Regions from separate parts of the Homo sapiens genome. Here region 1 is linked to region 2. The links are chromatin loops, found by intact Hi-C in ENCODE. Cell type or tissue: ascending aorta. All regions are shown on one strand. Each heading gives the region's core, and the rest is flanking DNA. Links, peaks and the distances in the headings are about the cores only.

Region 1 (9,836 bases), core at 1,395-9,394, 49 kb before region 2:
AAATGTGGAGCATGTCGTTCAGCAGCTATGCGATGTGGCAGGAGCAGAGGAGAAGTGGTAGAGAGGCAGGCCTGAAAGGTGAAGGCTGACGTCCCCAAGCTACGTTAAGCAGATGCCAGAACAGGCCGGAGGGAGATCAACATCAGTGTCTGGAAGCCCCTTTCCAAAGATCCAGGGCCCCATAGCATTAAGATCAAGGACGGGATGTGGAGGGAGAGGAGGCAGGAGTAGAACCCTGATGCTGAATATAGAAGGGAAATAATGAGAAATCACTGAATTTGGCCACATTTATCAGGAAGTGCCAAAACTAAAACTAAAACCCCTCCTATTGTGTGGAAATGCGCTTGAGCTAGAAATTCAGATGAACTCTAGGAAAAGAAAATAAATTACAATTCAACAGAAAATAGTAGTGTGTGTGTATTAGCCAGGCGTGGTGGCGGGCGCCTGTAGTCCCAGCTACTCGGGAGGCTGAGGCAGGAGAATGGCGTGAACCCGGGAGGCGGAGCTTGGCAGTGAGCCAAAATCGCGGCACTGCACTCCAGCAGCCCGGGCGACAGAGCGAGAATCCGTCTCAAAAAAAAAAAAATTAATTTTAAAATTTTTGTGATTGCTATAAAGCTGTTTGTACCTTTAAAAGCAGAGTACGAATGTACCATGTAGATGGGTCACAGCAGTGATGTACCTCTACTTTCCTTTTCTTGTTTTTCTCTGCTGCATAAGCCCCTCCTCCTTCACCCACAGTCCCTCCTCAGCATGAAGGACAGTTAGGAGAAGCTTGATCTGCTCACAACTGGGTCTCAGGGTCTGGCAAGAAGGCCCCGAGGAAGCTTGATATGCTTCGCTAGTGACAAGACACTTTATTTTTTTGAGAATTTGAGATTTATAGTTTGTATTTCATTACTGTAAACTTCAAGAGCTGCTATAAATCGTCTCGTTGTAGATTTTGCAGCAGTGAATACTGTCAGAAATAGGAAGAATTGTGGTTAGGGCTTAGGGTGTGTGTGTGTGTGTGTGTGTGTGTAAAGAGAATTTTATACTATGGTGGTATCAATTATGTTGGAATTGGATCTGTAGCTTCTTGGTCGTTTGGGACATAACCCCTTTTATTTTGTGCTTGGCAAATCCTTTAAAAGGAGAAGATCCTTCTGGGCTTCAGTTTCCTCATCTGCACATGAAAGAACTGGCTAAAATCATGACTAGTCCACTAGAAATGCTGGCCCTATTTAGCACTGACTTTACCTATCCTCTATGTGACTTCATAGATTATGAACTATTATATATTGTGCACAAACACACATCAGTTTTCTCATTGGTTATCTTTTGAAAATGGCAAGCTTTCAAACATAAGAATGCTGAGGGATTCCCCAGCATGTTTGACTTAGACTTCACCCTGGGCTTGATAGTCTTTGGCAAGCCTAGCCCTGAGTGGCCCCCAAATGAGGTTATATAGAACCTTATACTAAACTGTTCCCACTATGGCCCAGACGGTTTTCATTGTCATTTTTAAGTCTCCTTCTTCCTTCCTCTCTTTTCCAGGGCACATGCTCAGGCTCAAAATGAGTGCTGGCCCCTGCCCTGTGCTAATCTTTACATTTCTCTATCTGCTGAGGTTACCATTTTATACAATTTTTAGAATAGAATAAAAGCATTTACATGACCTAAATCAAAAGGTCTCCTGCCACGATCTGTTGTCATCTGTGTCCCAAGGTAACCTCTTCTCCAGAAATCGTACAGAGCTTGGGAGTTATCCCACAAGAAAAAATGTGAAACCAATGATTGGCATACTTAGATAAAATGTGTTTTGGCCAGGCGCGGTGGCTCATGCCTGTAATCCCAGCACTTTGGCAGGCCAAGGCGGGCGGACCACGAGGTCAGCAGATCGAGACCATCCTGGATAACACAGTGAAACCCCGTCTCTACTAAAAATACAAAAAAATAGCCAGGCGTGGTGGCAGGCACCTGTAGTCCCAGCTACTCGGGAGGCTGAGGCAGGAGAATGGCGTGAACCCAGGAGGTGGAGTTTGCAGTGAGCCAAGATCGCGCCACTGCACTCCAGCCTCGGCGACAGAGTGAGACTCCTTCTCAAAAAAAAAAAAAAAAAAAGGTACTGCAGTTGAATTTTCTTTAAGACAAGGCTTCTGAAACAAGCCCAACATGTCTTTTCAGTTTGGTACAAAATTATAGGATATGGTAATTATGGACATAGATTTTTCTTTAAACCCAAGAACTTTTAATCTATCAAACATTGCTTTTAAAAAATAAAACATTCATCTGATTTTTTTTTTCTTTTTGTGACAGGGTCTTGCTCTGTTACCCAGGCTGGAGTGCAGTGGTGCAATCATGGCGCACTGCAGCCTTCACCTCCCAGGCTAAGAGATCCTCCCACCTCAGCTTCCCGGATGGCTGGGACCACAGGCATGTACCAGCACACTCAGCTATTTTTTTTTTTTTTTTTTTTTTTTTTTTTGTAGAGACTAGGTCTCACTATGTTGCACAGACTGGTCTTGAACTCCTGAACTCAAGTGATCTTCCTGCCTCGGCCTCCCAAAGTGCTAGAATCAAAGGCATAAGCCACAGTGCCCAGCTCATTCAATTTTTTATATTTCAAAATAAAGTATTTTTCATAGATTTCTGGGAGGCTTACCATTCGAAAATTTCTACATCCCTTGAAATGGGGGAAGCTTTGTAGCTTACTGGTAAAAAGCACAAGTTGAGGTCCTACAGACATGGTTTGAGTCCTACTCCTATCCAACCATAGCTGTATGACTTGGCTAAGTTATCTAATTTCACTAGGCCTCAGCTGCCTCATCTGTAGAATGGGAGTAATTACACAACCAATCCCATAAAGTTGATACAAAGACTGAATGAGGTAACACAGGTATAGCACTGATTATGTGGAAAGACTCAGAAACTATTTGGTAACATTTTTATTCAATTATATCAATTGCTGATTTCAATTAGAAGGCTTGCATATCTTCAAATAACAACAAAGTAAATAGCATCTAAAATTAAAACAATACTAAACTAAACACATATTATGCTTCAGAATACATTTTGTTTTACTTTATATTTTGGGGAGAGTGTTATCAGATCAATAACAGGGAAATCAAAAATTGATTCCCAGGAAGAGTCAGCTATAGGTTTCTGGCAGCAAACCTCTAGACAGAGTGTTGTAATCGTGTGCCTAAACAAGTCACATGATGAACAACAGCCAGTCGTGAGAAACCAAAACAAATTTTTCTTATCCAGAAGTAGCCGTCCAATAATTTAAAATACGGAACATTTAAGCATCTTTTAAATTAAAACATTTCTTTTTCTAGCATAAATACTAATTTTGAAACAGCTGATTTGAATATGATGCCTCTTTATCCTTGCTTCAATTTACAGTGAACAACATATTTCCAGATGATGAATATCATGGAAATGCTATAATAAGTTCTTACATGAACTGGTGCTTTACAGCTTACAAACTACTTTCACATATATTCATATAAGCTACGTAGAACAGATAATATTATTCGTGGTTGGTGAAGAAACAGCGTGTCAGAAGGACAAACTGACGTACTCAGAAGGTCACATACCTGTGGATAACAGAGCTGGAGAGAATCCAGGTCTCCAGACATCTGGTCCCCCAATAATTTCAGATTTCCCAGTGTGGTATTTCCCATACCACCCACTTACAGGCAAGCAGTAGCTCTTCTACAGTTATAAGAAGCATGAGGGGCACTTTGGGAGGCCGAGGTGGGCGGATCACTTGAGGTTAGGAGTTCAAAGCTAGCCTGGCCGACATGGTGAAACCCCGTCTCCACCAAAAATACAAAAAAATTAGCTGAGTGTGGTGGCGGGTGCCTGTAATCCCAGATACTCGGGAGGCTGAGGCAGGAGAATTGCTTGAACCCGGGAGATGGAGGTTGCAGTAAGCCAAGATCACACCACTGCACTTCAGCTTGGGTGACAGAGCAAGACTGTCTCAAAAAAAAAAAAAAAAAAAAGAACATGGTAAGTTTGAACAATGTTCAAAATTGTTGTTTTAATGTAGTTTAATAGCATATTTTTAATGCAGTTTAATATTAAAACATAGAAGCATTAAGTCAACTGACTATTTTCATTGTGTGTGTCAACTGTTTGTTGCTAACACTATAAAATGCACTTTCTCACTTCCTGACTTTCTACCAAAGCAGAAAAATTATGCATGTCAAGTTTCCATGTGCAAAGATCTGAGAATCTCCTCAGAAACCATTCATTCATGGCACACAGTGTTTAAAAATGTGTCTACCTGGATCAGTTGGTCCTATCTTTTGGCTTAGTCAAACATGGCATAAAACAGTAAATTTTAGACTGTGGATTATGATTTTTTTTCTCTCTGATCGCCAATCACATTTGAGCTGTCAAAGAAAGGTTTCAAGTGGGTTGGGCAGCTGGCTTCAACTCTGAGACAGTTTTACTTATTAGAGTGAAGATTTGTTTTTTGTTTTTTTTTTATTCTGATTCCCCCGGCTGTTCTGAGGTCAGCATGGGGTAAACATGAGTCTGAGGCTCTAGGTCATGTCAGAACATGAAGGCTTTGCAAAACTTATTTCTATAAAGAATTATGGCTGTTGAGAAGGAACCAGAGGAAGTGAGAGGAACTGAGAAATTGCTTAGGGGAATTGTTGTGAGGCTGGATTCCAACGCTGGCAGAAAAATACTTAGACCAGTCCAGGGAGTTGGCAATTTGAAGACTCAGATTTCTCCAGGGTAGGAGGGACCTGGCAGAGGGCCTGTATTCTTTGGTGAGGCCTGGCTGACTGCGGACTGTCATTTCCCTCCATCTGCTTTGGGCTGCATTCTATTCTTTTTCAAATAGCCAAAATTATACTTGTTGCTAAGAATGTGACTTTGGCAGGGAAGTTCTGAGTCTCAGAAAAGTAGAGACCAGAGAAGTCTATGGAGAGAGAGGGGTAAGTTTGGGATGGCACATCATGGCACCTAATTAGTGAAAAGGGGTCACCCCAGGGTGGCAACCTGCAAAATATGTTGTTTCTTTCATTTTTTATTTATTTATTTTTTTAGAGATGAGGCCTCATTCTATCTCCTAAGCTGGAGTGTAGTGGTGAGATTATAGTTCACTGCAGCCTCATACTCTCAGGCTTAAGGAATCCTCTTGCCTCAGCCTCCAAGTAGCTAGAACTACAGGCACACCAAAACATCTGGATAATTTTTTATTTTTTTGTAAAGACAGGTGGTCTCAAATTTCTAGCCTTTAGAAATCCTCCCGCCTCCGCCTCCCAAAGTGCTGGGATTACAGGTGTGAGCCACCACACCTGCCCAAGATAAGCTTTTTAATTCTGCCTTTACCTTGCCTAACACAAGCTCACAGAACACAAGCTCACAGATTTGAAATTAAGTGAAAATATATTTTACAGTTGCAATTAACATAGGGAGATTAACAAGAATGCAGAGACGCCAGGGGTGAGGGGAACATAAAATATGTTTTGAGAATGTGTGTGTGTATCCACTGAAAGTCTAAATGTGTGACATATGTACCATTTTGAAAATGTGTCTGTCAAAAAAATGAGACTATTGAGAGATCAGAGCTAAATGACACAGGTTTATTTGAAATTTGATGAACTAATTTCCCATTTTTCACAAAGCAAACTTGAAATTGCCAGTCTTTAATGTGCTCTGTCAAACTCCAAGTGTAAGATACAATCTGCAACAGGTGCTACTTTACCATAATTTTTAAAGTCACAGATCCCTTTTCCTTTCAGGAGCAGCTCATAAGATCACTAGGAAATGTTCTATCAGAAAATATCTTGAAGTTTCTTGTAGCCCTAAAATACTATAATTTTATTTATTTATTTATTTATTTATTTATTTTGAGACAGAGTCTTGGTCTGTCACCCAGGCTGGAGTGCAATGGCATGATCTCAGCTCACTGCAATCTCCACCTCCTGGGTTCAAGCAGTTCTCCTACCGCAGCCACCTGAACAGCTGGGACTACAGTCATGCACCACCAAGCCCAGCTAATTTTTGTACTATTAGTAGAGACAGAGTTTCACCACACTGGTCAGACTGGTCTCAAACTCCTGACCTCAGGTGATCCACCCGCCTCAGCCTCCCAAAGTGCTGGGATTACAGGCGTGAGCCACCATGCCCAGCCTAATTTTATTATTTTAGAAGTCCAGATTTTTAAAGACAAATTACTACAGTAAAGAAAAATATTCTTTCAGGCTTCCAAACACTTAAAAACACATCTTTGGAACAGTATAAAATACCGGGGCCAGGCCCCGATCCAGGAAATTATGATCCAGTAAGCCTGGAGGTGAGTCAAGCTCTCTGTAATCTTGCAAAAGTCAGTGGTGATTTTGATGTGTAGTCACAGGTGAGATCCACTGTACACACTGCAGGATATGATGGATGCTGTAGTGTGCTGCCTAGATCCCCTCACCATGGGATCAAGACATCCATCCCATCAGCTACTGAGCATGTAGGCCACGGAATACTCACAGTGAAGTCCTCCAGGTATGAAAAGTATGGAGTCCTCCATAGGTGAAAGGGACTTGCCTCACTCAAGGTCATCCCCACTCCCTAGGGTCAGCCTGCATCCAATGGCTGGTCAATAGGGGAAGGGAACTACAGGCCCAACACATTTGCCTCAGCTTGGGGAAGCCCTGAATGGGTTTTTAATCCTAACCATCAATGCACTAGAGTCATGTGGTGTGAGGGGAAGCATTGGGTTGAAAGTCCAAAGATTTAGGCTCAAAGCTGTTTTTTGCCTATTGTGGTTAGTGGCCTAGACAAGTCACATAACCTCTTGAATCTCAGTTTTTAATCCTAAAAATGGGAACAGCAACAACAGCAATAATAACAACAATAACAACAACAAATACATGACCTACTCTCAAGTGTAGTTGTGAAGATTCAGTGAGATAATGTAGTTATAAACTGTGAATCACATAAAATGCTGATAGTTACTGTTATAATATGTCCTTAAGTATAAAAGTCCCCAAATATTATGTGAAAAAAGATATCAAAGTACCACATGACACTGGAAGTAAAAAGTGTTTTAATTCCCAAATGCATATGCACTTATTCTTCACTGCGTGCATTCAATGACTTAAAGTAATGAAATATAATGGTTTTGCTTATGTGTTTGTTCTGCTACTTTTAAATGGAGCTGAAATCAGCCATAAGAAGAAATTGTCCCTGGTGCCAAGACAATTCAATGTGGAAAGAATAGTCTTTTTAACAAATGGTGCTAGGGCAACTCTATATCCATCAACAAAAGAATAAAAAGTTGGGCCCCTAACTCACCCCATATATAAAAAGTAACAAAATGAGTCAAATATCTAAATGTAGGAGCTAACACTATAAAATTCCCAGGAGAAAACAGGCATAAATCTTCATGATCCTAGATCAGGCAGTGATTTCTTAGATATCACTATCTATATTCCTTAGATACCAAAAGGACAAGCGATACAAGGAAAAAAATAGATAAGTTAGCTTTTATCAAAATAAAAAAAATTTCTGTTTCAAATGACACCAGCAAGAAAGTAAAAAGACAAGCCATCGAATGGGAGAAACTAGGAATCATATATCTGATATGAGACTTGTATCTAGAATGTATAAAGAATTCTTACAACTCAAAAATAAAAAGTCAAATACCCCAGTGAACAAATGGGCAAGGGATTTCAGTAGACATTTCTCCATAGATAATACACAAATGGCCAATAAGCACACACAAAGATGCTCAGTATCATTAGTCATTAGAGAAATTCAAATGAAAATCACAATGAAATACCATTTCTTAAATGGTATTTCACACCTACTAGAATGACTATAATCAAAGAGAGAGATAATAATAAGTATTGGCAAATACAGAGAAACTGGACCTCTCATATACTATGGGAATATAAAATGGCAGAGCCGCTTTGGAAGACAGTCTGGCAGTTCCTCAAAATGTTAAACATAGAGTTAGCTATAACCTGACAATTCTACCCCTAGAGAAATGAAAATATATATCTGCACAAAAACTAGTAAAGGATGTTTATAGCAGCATTATTTATAATAGGCAAAAAGTAGAAACAACCCAAATGTCCATCAACTAATGAATGGATAAATACAATGTGGTATATCCACATCATGGAATATTATCTGGCAATAAAAAGAAATGAAATACTGATACATGCTATAATAATAGATAAGCTTCAAGAACATTATGCTAAGACAAATCAGTCATAAAAGACCCCATATTGTGTGACTCCATTTATACAAAATGCCCAGATTAGGCAAATCTATAGAAAAAGAAAAATCAGTGGTAGCCAGAGGCTAAAAATAGAAGGAATGGGTAATGACTGCTAATGGGGTTTCTTTCTGAGTGGATGAAAATGTTCTAAAATTGATTAGGTGGTGGTTGTGCAACTCTGTGAATACACTAAAAATCACTGAATTGTATAGTTTAAGTGGCTGGATTATACAGTATGTAAATTCTATCTCAGCAAACCAATTATTAAAAAAAAAATCCCATGAGCTGAATAAATATGACATACGGTAACAAGAATTTAAATATAACCCATAGCAAAATATTATGTCTGTTTTGCTTTTTTAAGCGAACACAGCTCATAGTCTGCTATTAAATAAAACAAATCACAAACCTCATGTGTGGGAAACAGACTGGCCAGGAAGAAATTTTTGTGCCTTGGAAGAATTCAAATTCCCTAGAAAGGGCAGTCAAAAATCTTTAGCAACTGACTCAGACTAAAGGCATCAATAACCTATTGCTGGCTGAACCAAATTTAAGCTGCTAGGAAATGACAGTACTTTAAAAATGGGCTTTGCAAAGTCATTTTAGTAATAAATACAAGAACATCTGCAGCGAGAACTCTCAGCCAAAGGCTGTTACCTGTGAGCTTTCAGGATCCTCTGGGCAATGGCATCGCCTATCTTGTTGAACACAACTTTGTCATCAGCACAGCTTATGAAAAACTGGTTCTATGAGAAATAAACAAGACAATCATGTTAGTCTTTATTTTCTTAGCAATATACGTAAGAACAATACTGTAATATATTTTTTAAAATGTTTCACACAGCAGATGTGTTCTGATCACTGAAATCACATCAAGAAAGTCAACGACACAGAAAAAAAGCCGCCTCATCTCACTCAGGGTCTCATCTGATTCCAGGTCATATCACCTGTAACACTTAATCAAGTGGAAAGTTACACTATATTATTTCACCATGAGAATTCCTTATAGGTGATTTTCTAAATTACATTCTCAGAATACTTAGGAACACTGCAAATTTAATCAATGGGGAAACTAGTTTTTTTCAGATTCACATGTTGTATAAATGCTTATGATTAAAAATTCTATATTGGCAAACATTCTATCTCATGCTAAGCTTGCTTTTTTAACAGAGTAGATGGTAAAGCCTGGTCTAGTTTTCTCCACCCTTTCTCCATTATTTCCTGGTATCTGCTTTCACCTTGTCTTGTTTGTCTGGGTCTCTTATTATCTCTGAACTTCTATTTTAAGTAGCCTCAACTCTCTTTTGTATGTTGCATATATATAAGCCAGTTAATAAAATAAAAAATGTTTTTTTCCTCTAAGTACTTCTGCTATTTATATATCTACAAAATAGTCTTTAAAACTGTTACTAGAAAACAAGTTACAACATTATCATAACAATGCAAAATATTTTGTTGCTGCATAAAGGAATGTGAAAAATTTGGTGCAAATATTACTAATGTTATGTGTTCAAATAGAATAGATTGTTATAACACATCTGTAATTTATAAGGACAATTATCACAAAGTAATATTTGCTAATCATCTCAAGGTAAAGAGATATATATGT
Region 2 (9,836 bases), core at 799-8,798:
ATTGTGATGGGTAATCCAAAGCTTTACTATGAGTCTAGGAACAACTTCGTATGGGAAAAATAGCCTTTAGCTATACAAAACATCAATCTTAGTTCTTTCTCTCTCTCTCTCTCTCTCCCCCCTCTTTAACTGTCTCTCATACCCACATGCTCACATATGCACACAGGTACTGTTGGTTGCCCACCCACAGCCAATCTCCAACTTCTTCCCTGCTCTCAGAGCCTCTCTCCCACCACAGACTGAATATTCTAGATACTTGCTTTCCCAGACTCCTGTGCAGCTAGAGCACAACGTGACACAATCCTGAACAATGAGATATATGAGGAGGTACACAGGGGCTTAATGGGAAAGTTTTTCCTCCCTGAAACACACACACAAACACACACACACACACACACTCTCTCTCTCTCTCTCCCTCTCCCTCTCTTTCGCTCTCTCTCCCTCCCTCTCTTTTGCTCTCTCTCCCTCTCTCTCAGAGAAAGCCCTGCCCACACTTCCAGCTTTGGGATGGATGTTGTATGGGAGTATGATGCTTACAGGGGTGCAGCAATATTGAAATTCTAAGGGGAAGACCATAACCCCAGAATCACTAAATCACTCTGCCAACCTCAGGATTGCCCAACTTTAGACTTAACATTAAATGTGAAAAATACATCCTCAGTGTTTAAGCCCTCTTTAGTTGAACATTCTGTTACCCCAAACTAAAAGCATTCTAATAGATACACAGACACATGACTTCCTATACAAAGAAGCAGCATCTGAGGGAACCTGGGGCTTTCTGGACAGGGGAGAAGGAAGGTCGGCTGATATATGAAATTTTTCCTAGGCTCTTCTCCTTCAGTAAGGCATAAGGCAGCTAAGGTAAGCTAAGCTTCACAAGGCAGCTAAGAGTACAATAGAGTCATTTTTCCCCTGGGGCTGGGTTCTAAAGTTAGTTTCTGAGTTAAACATGTACATGATGTAACTTCCCTGTAGTTAGAAAAAAGAAGCAGTAGAAAATACTCCTTTCTCCACTGAACTGCTAGACCTGAGGCAGCAGAGGTAGACTATGTCAGGATGAAAGCCTTATGGAATTCTGCACTGGAGTATTGCCCTCCCAGGCAGCCCTCTAAGCATGTGAAATCAACAGTGCTTTAAGGAGCTAAAGAGATTAAAAGAAATCAATTTTATGCTCTATTTCATTCAGTTAAAGAAAATAAAAACCCAGAGATAAAGTTTCTAAAGGAAACGTTATTGGGTAAAATAAATAAGGAAACAGACAAATGGAAGAGTTTGGACAGTGTAAGTCTTGCATATTTAATTGAGAGTAGGAAACAAACTCAAAGGTAATCTATGTCCAAACAAGCAAACAAACAAATAAAGCACAGCAATTGATCAGAAAAGATCAAAGAAGCATTAAAAGGAAATCTGTTTTAAAATAGTAAAATGCATTGCTGTGCACTGCTAGTTCACCAAAAGTGAGAGATAGCCAACAACATATATACAATTGCAATTTTTTGATGTGTACATTAAATATGGGCTCAAAGAGCTTCGGTATGGGGGAGACTTTTAATGTCATACTCTGCAATTAAGTATTTATCATCATTTATTTCATTTAATCCACAAACATGTGTACCCTTGTATGCTAAGCATTCTACAAGATACTTTGAAGAATCTTAAGATAGCTCTTGAGGAGCCCTCAATTTTGAGGATAATGCATAAAAAGAAAAAAAGATTTTGTTATATCATGCTATAAAAGTATAAACCATGGCTGCATGGCAAGAAGAAAGCAGCTATAACTTACCAAGCATTATTATGTAAGAATCTTTACTTACTTGTAAACAAAGTTATTGTTTAATATTACATTTCATTGGATCTAGGACACCAGTGACTGTAGGATGCATCGTTACTGCATGTACCACTAAGAAAGAAAACATCATGACAACTATAACTGTAAGAGCATAAGATGCATCCTGATTGCGGAGATATTAAGACGTACCTCTAAGTAAGTGTACCACTTAGAAGATTTAATGACTTTAAATGCTTACATGAGAAAGACAAAAAATTAAAAATTAATGATCAGACTTTCCTTTCTTAAAAGATAGAAAAAGAAGACATTAAACCCAAAGTAAGAAGATGGGGGAATAATAAATATAAGAGTAGAACTTGATGAAATACAAACCTGAAAAAATACAGAGAAAATTCAATGAAACTAGATGTTGACTCTTTGAAATATCAATAAAATTTGTGAACTTCTAGCAAGGCTAAAAATAAATGACAAAAAAATGATTGAAAGGATGGGCTCACATGTATAAACCCAGCACTTTGGGAGGCTAAAATGGGAGGATTGCATAAGCCCAGGAGTTTGAGACCAGCTTGGGCAACATAGCAAGACCCTGTCTCTACGAAAAAATTTAAAAAATTAGCCAGACATGGTGGCTCATGTCTGTAGTTCCAGCTACTCGGGGGGCTGAGGTAGGAGGATTGCTTGAACCTAGAAGGTTGAAGCTGCAGTGAGCCACGATCATGTCAGTGCACTTCAGCCTGGGCAACAAAGGAAGACCCTGTCTCAAAAAAAAAAAAGGAGTGAAAGACAGGTAATCACTATAGGGCCTAGAGGCATTATAATTATATTAAATGAATAATAACTATTAAAAATAACTGTATGCCAATATTTGTGGTAATTTAAATAAAATAAACATATTCCTTGAATAAAATATTTTCATAATGAAAATAAAAAGAAATTGAAACTGACTTCATAGCTATTGAAAAACTGAATTTGTAATTAAAACTTTCCTACAGGGAAAACTACAGACTTTGCCAACTTTACAGAATTTATTAAACATTTACAGAATTTATTAAATATTTGAATTTTATCAAATATTTAAGAAAGAAATGATGCTAGTACTACCTAAATTCTTTCAGTAAACAAAGGAGGAACACTTACTATCTTATTTAATGAGGTCAGCATTATCCTGATACTAAAACCAAATAAAGACAATGCAAGAAAACTAAAGAACATCCCTTATGATCACAGAAGTAAAAATATTTACCAAAAACACAGCAACTTAGAAAAATAATACTACATCATGATCAAGTGGGATTATCCTAAGATATAAGGTTGGTTTAAAAGTTGGAAATCAATCAGTGCAATTCACCACAGTAACAACAAAAAGGAGAAAAACGTTATTATTCAACAAATGCAGAAGAAATGATGAAATTCAATATCCATTAACAATAAATACTCCCAACAAATTAGAAATAGAAAAAAACTTCCGTAGTGTAATAAAGGGTACCTATAAAAAAATCTATCTCTAACATCACACATAACATAACAAAACTGCATGCTTTCCTCTTAAGATTAGAAACAAGGCATTCTCACCACTTTCATTCAACATTTTACTGGTGATACTAGCCAATGCAACAAGGCAAGAAAATAAAATATAAAGCATACAGATTAGAACAGAAGAAGTAAAACTGTCTTTATTCGTAGATCACATAATCATCTATAGGACAACCCTAAGCAATCTACAAAAAAGCTACCAGCACTAATAAATTAATTTAGCAAGGTCACAAGCTATAAGGTAAATACACAAAAATCAATTGCATTTCTAGTTCTGTATGGAAAATGAATTTTAAAATATAATTTACAATAATATCAAAAAACATAAAGTACTCAGTAAAAAATTTAACAAAATATGTAAAGACCTATACATAGAAAAATACAAAATATTGCTGAGAAAAATTACATAAGAGCTAAATAAGTGGAAGCCTCAATATAGAAAAAGAAGTACCACCTAACCAGTGGTAAGTTTAACATTTTTCTCCCTTTGATTCCTTGACTTGGAGGGAAAACTTGGAAACAGGCATTGGCACAGAGAGAACTTCAAAAATCCTCTAGTTCAGGCTTGGGGAGAAAGCAAAGGATCTCTGGTAGTGACAGGGTTGCAGTGGAAAGCCCAAAGTTACTAAAACCTCTGAGGCAGGGGAAATCTCCTCTCCAATGGAGATGTAAATACACCTGGCTTGGCTCTGGACATGGGTGCCATCAGAGAAAGCACATTGCAGAGCACAGTAAATAAAAACCCATCTTTCTGGCTAGAAGACTAAAAAGGGAAGCCATGGGAAACTAAAAATTGGGGAGAGGAGCTCAGAAAAGCAGCTCCATAAAGTTGTTTCTGATTTCCTGGCTCATTCCCAAGCTGCCTATGCATGGATTTCATCCTAAACATCACTCCAAAGAGGCTGAGAACTGAACTGAGGAATAGACCACCACCGAAGTCCCAGAAGGGCCACTAGGTGGCACACATATGGGGCAGATCTGAATAGCACCACAAAGGCATTAACAACAAAACCGGCATTAAAACAACACTCATAAAAGGCTGGTTGGAACTTTAAGCCTGAACTGAAATTGGTAAATTGCCTGCTAAAACAAAAATACTAACATTCTCCACAGGATTCAAACAAGACTCAAGAGTCTTATAACATAATAATAAAATGTTCTAGAATACATTAAAAGTACCTGGCACACAAAGAACCAGGAAAAAAAAAAAAAAAAAAACCTTATCTTGTACAGAAAAGGGAATCAGCAGATGTCAATACCAAGACGACATGGATATTGAAATTATCTACTTAAGGCTATGTCAGATATTATAAAAATGCTCTAATAAGGGTGAACACTCTTAAAATGAATGAAAAGACAAAAAAGTCTTATAGAAAAAGATATAAAGAAGAACCAAATAAAAATTTTCAAAGTGAAAAACACTATTACCAAAAACACTAGAAAAACAAAAGCAAACAATAAATTCCCCAAACCTCACAGGATAGGCTCAATACCAGAATGGAGATCATAGAGCAGCAGTCCCCAACCTTTTTGGCACCAGAAACCGGATTCATGGAAGACAATTTTTTCCATGGGTGGGAGCTGGGGGTAAGGATAATTTCTGGATGAAACTGTTGCACCTCAGATAGGCCAGCAGGCACCAGTTAGACTCTCATAAGGAGCGGGCAGCCTAGATTCCTCACATGCGTAGTTCACAATAGGGTTCATGTTCCCACGAGAATCTAATGCCACGGCTGATCTGACAGGAGGCGGAGCTCAGGCAGTAATGCTCATGCTCGCTACCTCCCCCGACAAGCTCTGGCTCACCTCCTGTTGCATGGCCTGGTTCCTAACAGGCTGGGGACCAGTTTGGCTTGGAGGTTGGGGACCCTGTCATAGCGGAAAGAGTCAATGAATTTGAAGGCAAATAAATAAGATACTATTTGTGTCACTGAAGACTCAGAAGGAGGAGAGAAAGAGGAAAGTTCAGAAAAAATGTGTAAAGAAATAATGGCTAACAATTTCTTAAATTTAGCAAAAGATATAAAACTACAGATTCAGGAAGCTCAGAGAACCCCAAACAGGATAAACCCAAACATCATAACCAAACTGCTGAAAACTAAAGACAGAAGGAAAATATTGAAACCACTCAGAGGAAAAATAACACATTACTTAGAGGGGAACAATGTCTTCAAGAGATGGAAAATTTCTCAACAGAAATCATGGAGGCCAGAATGAAATGGAACAATCACTTTAACTAGAATGTACAAATACCTCCTACAACTAAATAAGAAGACTAACACAATCTCCCTCTCAAAAAAAAGGGAAAAGATTTGAACAGTTAAACCAATGTCCAAATAGCACATGAAAATTTGCTCAACATGAAACGATGTTGCTGATACAAGCTAAAATCATAATAAAACACTACTGTATACCCTTTGAAATAAAGACTGACAACATCAAGTGCTAGCAATTATGTGGAAGAATTGAAACTCTCATACATTGCTGGTGAAAATGTAAAATGGTACAACTTTGGAAAACACTACATTTAGCTCTTAGTATTGATAAAATGTGGTAAATTAAATCTATCTTCTAAGATAGGTGTCAACAAACTATAGCTCACAAGCCAAATGTTGCCCATAGACTGTTTTAGTATGGCCTGTGAGCTAAGAATGGTTTTTATATTTTTAAAGAGTTGTAAAAAAAATATGCTTCAGAGACCATACATGATTTGAAAAGCCTAAAACAAATTTACTCTCTTGCTCTTTAAAGAAAAAGGTTACTAACCATTTTTGAAAGTCAGTGGCTTTAAAACTTTTAAACTTTTGGACCATAAGCTGCAGAAAGAAATACATTATACACCCAAACCAACACCGGGTCAGTCAGTCTATCTATCTATCTATCTATCTATCTATCTATCTATCTATCTACAACTGATATAAAAGTTTCCAAAATTAGTAGCCCTTATTACCACTTACATTGTACCCTTTCTTTCTTTTCCCTTCCCTTTCCTATCCTATGCCATTCTTTTTTTTTTTAAATGCTGGTCACAACTTACCAAATTATTTTAATACACAATTACTAAAGAGGCTCAACCCATCATTTGAAAAACACTAACAATATTAAAACCAACTTAAAGAATGTTGCATTTAAAACCAACTTAAATACTTTTAAAACATGTATTCTTTTACCTGGAATAGTCTTTGTTTGTGAGTCAGTTAGTAATGCAATGCTGATTTATTTTCTTTATAACCTTTGTCTCCGGCCCAACCTTTGTCTCTTCTGTTTCTCTACCCTTTACAAACACCCTCTTTTAAAAATCTCTGTTCATTGTTTTTCTTTTGTATTCTCCTGTTTTATTAATTCTATTTCTGACACATTTAACATACTGACTCCATACAGAGACTGGTAGATAACCCCACTCTCTCAGATCTACGCATACTAGTGTTTGGTTAAGTTTCTGAATGCTCCTTTTTGCAATATGCTTGTACAACAAGAATTTTCTTTACTTGTTTGAGGGAAGTTACTGTGAAGGTTTTATTTCTAATGATGTGTTGTAATAAAATGGTATCCTAGTGCAGTCGTGAAAAATAAGTAACCCCGATTCATTCTCTTGCTGAAAGTAGAGAGGAAAACATTCAGAGTTCCATCTCTTTATATGTTTAATTGAATCAACCTAAATGACCATCAATGGTAGACTGGATGAAGAAAATGTGGTACATATACACCACAGAATACTATGCAGCCATAAAAAAGAATGAGATCATGTCCTTTGCAGCAACATGGATGGAGCTGGAGGCCATTATCCTTAGAAAACTAACACAGGAACAAAAAACCGAATACTACATGTTCTCACTTATAAGTGGGAGCTAAATGATGAGAACACATGGACACATACAAGGGAACAACACACACTAGGGCCTTTCAGAAGGTAGAGGGAGAGGATCAGGAAAAATAACTAGTGGGTACAAGACTTAATACCTGGGTGATAAAATAATCCATACAACAAATTCCCATGCTACAAGTTTACCTATTTAACAAACCTGCAGTTGTACCCCTGAATTTAAAAGTTAAAAAAATTTTGGTGTTCAGACATAAAGCATGAAAATCTAGGCTCAATAGAAAAATTATTTTTAGTCTCTCTCACATCTTCACCAAACTTTCAGAAATATTTTTTAAAGAATATAGTACTCACTGGCACAAATTTATTATCACAAGTGTTCATAAAATATTCAACCAAAGAAATAGCTCCTAAGCATGAAACATTTTTTCCTCCTAGTAACTGACTGAAAAGACAAAATTTGGTAACAATAGAAAGACCAGAATTAAGCTCCTCCACAAGCATGAGCATGCTGGCCACCACATACCCTGTCTATCCCCTCTAGATCAGTGATTCCCAGCCGACAAGGATCTTGCATCCTCTCCCAACCCCAACCAGGGAACATCTAGCAATGTATGAAGATATTATGGTGGTCACAACTGGGAACTTACTACTGGTACCTAGTGGATGCCGCTAAACACCCTACAATGCATAGGACAGCCCCCTACAACAAAGAATTATCTAGCCCCAAATGTCAACAGGGCAAAGGTTAAGAAAGCATGCCTTATAATTATAGATTCCAGACAACCGAAGCAAAAGATGTGTTTGCATTCTTGAATTAGATATTGATATTGCCCACAAAACCTAGAATTAGAAGGGAATAAATTATGATGATATATTAACAGTTCCTATAAGGTACCTTTTGGAAGAAAACCGGATAGAGTAAAATAAGGGGTAATTCAGGCAACTACTACTAAGTTCCTAGAAGGAAAACACATTTTAGACATTTCCATATCCATCGTAGCCAGTGTTGGCATGTGTAATGGGTTTTAACTTTCCAGGCAGATGAATGATTGGAACTGAAGTCAGACTAGAATGCCTACACCAACTACAGGAGTAAATTTCCCAAGAGTTAAATGAGTTTCCGATATGAGGCTTCTGGTGACTTTAATAAGCATAGCAACTCTTATGGATATTTTTTTAAGGTGGTCACAAAGTTGAAACCGGATGTATCTCTAGAACAGCTGACCAGGCCTAGTCATTACAGAGGATATTTTTACGGTAACAGGCAAGTGGAACTATTTCAACATCAAAAGGACAATTTAGAAGAAGTATATTCACTGGCCCTCATGACAGACATACCAAAATTAGAAAAAGACATCCAAAGACACCATTACCTCTATAACTGTACTTGCATTACAGTATAATCTTTACTGACATGAAAACTTGGAAGTCTGCTTCCAAATGCAAATATAAAACCTAATTGTTCAAACTAAGTATTTTATGAATATTGTTGAGGCCAAGGTTTTTGAAAAGGCCTTTCACTGAAGGCTTAGTCAACTGGTTGAGACCCTGGCCAAACCATCCACAGATACAGCTGATTTTCATAATGTGTAATTCTTGAACAGCACTATACCACTGTACATTTCTAAACATAGAGACTTCCAGAAAAAAATTCCCAGGGACAAATACTAACCACCAGTCTGTGATAAAAATCTCTTCATTTGCCTCTTCCATTGCATTTGCCACATCTTCAAAATATCCTTTGGCATTAACATACCTGAAAGACAAGTTTATTGTTCCTTTTTGTTATTAAAAAAGAAAAGAAAAGAAACTTATCTTATGGTAAAGCAAAACATGGAAGCCACTGCCTAGAGTCTCCACATAACACATAACCACCATTGACTTTGTGGACCTGGAAAACAAGGATTGAAAATACCAAGTTTCCTCTGCTGCCTAGGAAGGGCAGTAAGTGTAAGCAGCCTGATTTTTCTCTGCTTAGAGAACAACAAATTTATTGAGCCTCATCATCATAAGGAGCCAGATTAATTTTCCTATCCTGTTGAACTTACATACAGTTTTTCTTACATACAGTTCTGAGACTGAAAACAAACTAGCTTCCAATCCACGGGTAGAAAAACATGCTAAGCATGACTTTATTTAAAAGAAATATCTAGCAAGTAAATGCTTTTTCCTAAATTAGGGGTAATGACTTAAATAAACCTTCCATTTGCATCATTAAAGAAATGTATGAAGTTAGCTTTAAAATTCAAACTTCAAAATCTAAAGCTAGCTAAGCTCACTGTGAAAAATCTTAAAAGCAACAATTGAAAAACTAATCTATAATCAGGTAGTCCCATAATTATCACAAAAAGAGAAGCCCTTGTTAAGTATAATGCATAATCTTTCACAGTTTTGAAAACTGATTCCAGGTGAATTTAGGCCAGTGTAATATTAGATGCTATGACTGCCTTGACAGGCTTAGAGAAATAATAACTTACCATTTAGCTAAAGCATTCTCTTGGATAGCAGCATATGACCCAAATCGATGATCTTTGAGAAAGTTGGTGCCATGTTTCTGGATGAATTCTTCTATAGCCCCTCCCCACCACCGAGCATGTCTATAGCTGTTGCATTTTAAAATAAGTGTCCTTTAAAGAAAAAGCCAAATATTGAAAAGACTGGTCACTCTGTTCTATCTCATGCTCTTTTTTA

Evidence for each region. Hi-C counts contacts between places; a loop is a spot of excess contacts. Peaks named below come from ENCODE experiments on the same cell type or tissue, not always from the same donor. Only the 100,000 strongest peaks of a DNase experiment are listed, where the experiment ranks them.
Region 1: a loop joins it to region 2, with 2.0 times the contacts of the local background. A loop is called at or near these places in 5 of 110 quality-filtered maps.

The regions. Positions count from the first base shown.
Region 1 is chr3:171,650,329-171,660,164 of GRCh38, forward strand. It overlaps PLD1 (phospholipase D1), which reads right to left. Exons shown (of 27, transcript NM_002662.5): 21 at 8,885-8,973. Among named protein-coding and RNA genes, the nearest start is that of PLD1, 160 kb to the right of the region's middle. In ascending aorta, for the core only: no CTCF peak of the experiment used is centred there; a DNase peak (open chromatin) is centred at 4,723; H3K27ac peaks cover 5,655 bases.
Region 2 is chr3:171,699,938-171,709,773 of GRCh38, forward strand. PLD1 (phospholipase D1) reads right to left here. Exons shown (of 27, transcript NM_002662.5): 10 at 9,623-9,772; 11 at 8,818-8,901. Among named protein-coding and RNA genes, the nearest start is that of PLD1, 110 kb to the right of the region's middle. In ascending aorta, for the core only: a CTCF peak has its summit at 4,299 (motif pointing right); no DNase peak of the experiment used is centred there; H3K27ac peaks cover 396 bases.